2 separate regions of the Homo sapiens genome follow, and region 1 is linked to region 2. A link is an interaction called in ENCODE POLR2A ChIA-PET data of the cell type or tissue named here. Cell type or tissue: Panc1. All regions are shown on one strand.

Evidence for each region. ChIA-PET counts read pairs that join two places held together with the same protein. Peaks named below come from ENCODE experiments on the same cell type or tissue, not always from the same donor. Only the 100,000 strongest peaks of a DNase experiment are listed, where the experiment ranks them.
Region 1: POLR2A ChIA-PET joins it to region 2 with 14 read pairs; 2 of 35 experiments call an interaction of 5 or more read pairs at or near these places.

Annotation. Positions count from the first base shown.
Region 1 is chr17:40,704,036-40,706,535 of GRCh38, reverse strand. No RefSeq gene overlaps it. Among named protein-coding and RNA genes, the nearest start is that of KRT24, 1.5 kb to the right of the region's middle. In Panc1, no CTCF peak of the experiment used is centred here; no DNase peak of the experiment used is centred here; H3K27me3 peaks cover 258 bases.
Region 2 is chr17:40,500,036-40,502,535 of GRCh38, reverse strand. It overlaps TNS4 (tensin 4), which reads left to right and starts at 913. Exons shown (of 13, transcript NM_032865.6): 1 at 913-1,002. RefSeq lists an enhancer at 2,500. In Panc1, no CTCF peak of the experiment used is centred here; no DNase peak of the experiment used is centred here.

The DNA.
Region 1 (2,500 bases), 200 kb before region 2:
GTTTTGTCAACATTCAACAAATACTCTAAACCCAGCAACTTCCCTTAACTACTCTGATGTGATGCTTCTATTTGAAAAACACAAAACAGTATATTTTCTTGAATGAACAGAAGATAGAATACCCAAGTTCTGTTCTCAATTCTGTAAAGATTCATCAGGAGCCATATGCCATGCATTTCAGTATTTGGTTTTCCTACTAGTCTAAAAACCTGCAATATGTTAATCTGAAAAATATTTAAATACTAATAATCTATCCCCCACACACACAAAAAAAAATTGATGGTTACTATCTGCAAATCATTCTGCACTTATTATTAAAATCATATTCTATAAGGAAATATAGCTTTTATATGTTTCTTTACAGGTAGAAATAAACTTCTAATCACAAACTATTCAAAATTTGAACTGGGAGCCCAGACACCTAAGATTCAGTCTGTCTCTCTCTCTCTGTCTTTTTTTTTTTTTTTTTTTTGAGATGGAGTCTCGCACTGTCGCCCAGGCTGGAGTGCAGTGGCACAATCTCTGCTCACTGTAAGCTCCACCCACCGGGTTCAAGCAATTCTCCTGCTTCAGCCTCCGAAGGAGCTGGGATTTAAACGTGCTTTCAGCCAAATGCAAGTCTTTATGAAAATTGAAAGATTACATTTCATAGTTTTAAAAGGGAGAAACACTCTGTGACTGTTCCTCCCATTGCCAGCATTTGCATACCATTTAATCATTAGGGTTTAGTTTTCTTTGGTTTCACAGCTTTAGGGATGGGCGAGGCAGGATGACCAACACATTATGTGTGGTGCATTTTTTAGCTACTTTAGAAGGGCGTTATAAAAATTACTCCCAGCTTAACAATTTAAAATTTTGTACACCATGTACCCCTTGGAGATATGTCACCCTAAATATGAAGAAGAGTAACATCATACTCCTGTGAAAACAGTACAGGTAGATCATAAAAGCCACATAAGAGCTACATAGTAAAGTGAATGATTACCTATTTAATCATGTGTCCCAATAAAATGCAATTTAAGGAAAAATTTAAAGCAGAACATTGTTTAACAAATAATTGAATATAAAGATTAAGGTGTGAACATAGTTTAACAGAGACTGGCAAAAGAAGGAAGAAATTCTTAAATAAACAAAAGTCAGCTACTTAAGTTTAAAGCTAAGGAGGATACAAACTATTTCTGGAAGCACCTGTTTTTTAAGACTTTTTAAAAATTGTGGTAAAATACATATAACATAAACTTATCATCTTCATCATTTATAAGTTTACAGTTCAGTAGTCTTAAGTGTACTGACATTGTTGTGCAACCAATCTCCCAAACTCTTTTCTTTTTTTTTTTTTTAGACGAGTCTCACTCTGTCTCTGAGGCTGGAGTCCAGTGGCACAATCTTGGCTCACTGCAACCTCTGCCTCCCGGGTTCAAGCAATTCTCTGCCTCAGCCTCCCAAGTAGCTAGGATTTCAGGCGCCTGCCACCATGCCTGGCTAATTTTTTGTATTTTTAGTAGAGACGGGATTTCACCATCTTGGCCAGGCTGGTCTCGAACTCCTGACCTCAGGTGATCCACCTGCCTCGGCCTCCCAAAGAGCTGGGATTACAGGTGTGAGCCACCACGCCTGGCCCCAAACTCTTTTCATATTGCAAAATTAAAATTCTATGCCCAGTAAGCAACAACTGTCTATCCCCAACCCTTCGGCCACTGGCAACTACCATTCTACTTTCTGTCTCTGTGAATTTGACTACTCTAGGCACCTCATAGTACTGGAATTATACAGTATCTGTCTTTCAAAAAGACACTATTAAACCGGTGAAGTGACTAGAAGACATGAATGGAAACAGTCTAAAATACAAAGGGACAAAAAGCCATGAAGCACAAAGGGAGCTCAGGAGGGTTCAGAATCTATAAAATAACTCCAATTGTAACACTAGTTATCAGAAGTAGATACAAATCCTCTTTTATCTTTAAAACGAAGGCAGGAGATATCTGCATCATCTCTTCATTTCTTGAAATTTGACTCAAAAAGGAAGTTGCTGTCTTTATATCAGACTAGAATTCAACCAGAAAGAAAATCGTATTAAAACAATCTGCCTAAAAGCTTTTCAATCTTTCTTAGACATTAGCTACTTGAATAAACATGTTGCTGAGATGTAATAATACTTACCTAGAAAACTATTATTTATGTTTTTCTTATGAACTATAAAACATAATTGTTACAAATTATATGCTTTTTTGTATATTATACAAAATACAAAAAAAGAAAGCAATAACTTAAAATCACAAACTTCAACAACCTTAAAAAACACGCTGATTGAAATAATCAAAGAGATGGATGCTTAATCAAATCTGAAATTATTGCTGATGTGAAAGCTAATTTCAACTTTTGAGAACAATATGAACAAAAAAGTTACATGATTGATGGGAAATTTTTATTCTCATCATATTAAGTATTTTAATTACATTTGTTAACCTGGAGATATTCTCTGCAAATGTGAAATCATGAA
Region 2 (2,500 bases):
GGGGCATGGGGCAACCCACCCCTGAGATTAGCCTACTGGGATCACCATGAGTCCCTGGGCTGGAGACTTCGCCAGCTCCCTCACTTCAGACCGCTCCCAGACCAGGCTCTGCCATCAGCACCCTCCCCTCACCATGTCTGAACACCTCCTTACAACATTCTAGGACCCCTGCCCCTCTAGAACAGGGAGAGAGTTGGAACCATGGAGAAGGAGCTACCAGACCAGACTTCTGGGCTTCCTGATCTCACCCTCCAATGTCCTCCCCTCAGGGAACTTCCACCCTGGGGCACAGACCAGACGAGGGACAGAGATAGCCCATGAGTGAAGGAACAGCTATAAGCCCCTTCTCAAAGCCCTCCAGACACTTCAGCCTCCTTTCCTTGAGTTAGAGGCCCCATCCCAAGCTAGAGTCATTACTGTAAAAGGAGAGAAAGAAGAAAAGACAAGCTCGTGCCTAGCCTTACTTCCAGTGGGCCCTTACCCTGTGCCTGTCCCAGTGTGACCCAGCACAAAGGGGGACTGCAGAGGGTCTCCTGCCCACTGGCATCCTGCTTTGTCAAGGCCCTCACTCTCTGCCAGCTCTGCCAACCCATGGCCTCTGCCCCAGCCAGCACCTGAGGAGTGCCCACTGCACACCTTGATTCTAGCTATGCCCTGTCCAAGCAAGGACTCCCTGGCCATGTGGTGCCACGAGAAGCCCAAGCAGGAACTTGGGAGCCCCTCACACACACCCAGACCCAAAACCCACCACCCAGTGCTTCCCTTCCTGCTGCCTGTGCCAGCCCCACCTGAGCTCACTGGATCCAGCAGGGGTGGGGCCTACTGCTGTCAGGGCCACGTGCAGGGCCCGCCCGGAGGGGAGGAGAGAAGGCGGGCAAGCTGCTTTTAAGGCAGGTCTGGAGGTGAACTGGCGCCTCTCCTGACTCTTCACCTGGACTCTGAGTCGTCTTGGTCCCAGGAGCCAGTAGTGAAGGCAACAGTCTGCCCACCTGTGGACACCAGGTAGGTGCCTTTATTCTTTAAGAAGAGAGGAACACGGAGCACCTTTGCTGGCCCTGATTCATTTAAACATTTTTTTTTTTTTTTTTGAGATGGAGTCTTGCTCTGTCACCCAAGCTGGAGTGCAGTGGCGCGATCTCGGCTCACTGCCAACGTCTGCCTCCAGGGTTCAAGCGATTCTCCTGCCTCAGCCTCCCAAGTAACAGGGATTACAGATGTTTGCCACCATGCCCGGCTAATTTTCTTATGTTTAGTAGAGACGCGGTTTCACCATGTTGGCCAGGCTGGTCTCAAACTCCTGACCTCAGGTGATCCTCCCACCTTAGCCTCCCAAAGTGCTGGAATTACAGGCGTGAGCCCAGCCTCATTTAACCTTTTGTCTTCAGCTTCTCCATTTCTCAGGGCTCAGAGTGAAGGTGGGGAGAAATGGGGTGGAGGATGTGGATGAGACAGAGATGGTCTCAGGATCACAGACCGCGGAGTTCAGCAGTTCAAGGGAACTAAACCTGTGCCCCTCGGCAAATAGATGAGAGAGCTGAGGGCCACAGAGAAGAGGCTTGCCTGAGGTCATGGAAAGGGACTGGACACAGAACCCAGGCCTCTCGCCTCCCAGCGCTCTGGGAGCCCTCTGGGCACTTCAGAGGTAGACAGGACTGGGAGATGGGGCGGCTGGCCTTCACTGGTCCTATGGGTCCCTGCCTGAGGTCCACGTCCTGCGTCACCGGGTCTGGGTGGGAGGGATGGGAAGATCGGGAGCCAGTTTTCAAAAATAGGGGGTGCAGTGGAGATTGGGCTAATGAGGCAAAGTGCTTTGGGGGAGACTCAGGCTTTACCCTTGCCCCACCCTCTCCCTTCACTGACCTGGGCTCATTGGGAGAGAGTAAGTCAGGAGAAGAGGTTGGCAATGACACGGAAGAGGGGATTTGCCAAGGCACCAGGACTCCCCAGAGTCCTTGGGAACAAAGAAAGAGATCTGAGTCAGAATCAGAAGTGGGAGCGGGTAGGGGGCACCTACAAATAGAGCAGAGGTGGCTGGAGCCCTCCTTGCCCCCGCCCCGTGCCTCCCAACCACACAGAGCCCCGGGCCCAGGGACTCTCCCCACCACTTACAGCAAGAAAGAGCAAGTTAGAGGAGTGTGCGGGGCCGCGAAGGGGGCAGCATTCAGGAATACAGGAGTAAGATGGAGCCCTGCCTTGGTACATCCAAGGGCGACGCAGAGCCTTAAAAGTGAGGGGAGGCTGAAGAGGAGCGTAGGGGCTGCCTGCCCTTTGCTCAGCTCCAGGTCTGTCCCTCTTGGTTCCAGAATCCCAGAAGGGGCAGCGGTGGACAGGGTTCTTAAATATGTGAAGCAGCAGCAGAGGCTAAAAGTGTGGGACCGTGGAGCAAGACCACCTGGGTTTAAACCCCAATTCACAGTTGGGGTTGTATGACCTTGGGCAAATTCCTCAACCTCTCCAGCCCTGCAGCAATAGCACCCTCCTCAGAGAGCTGTTGAGAAAA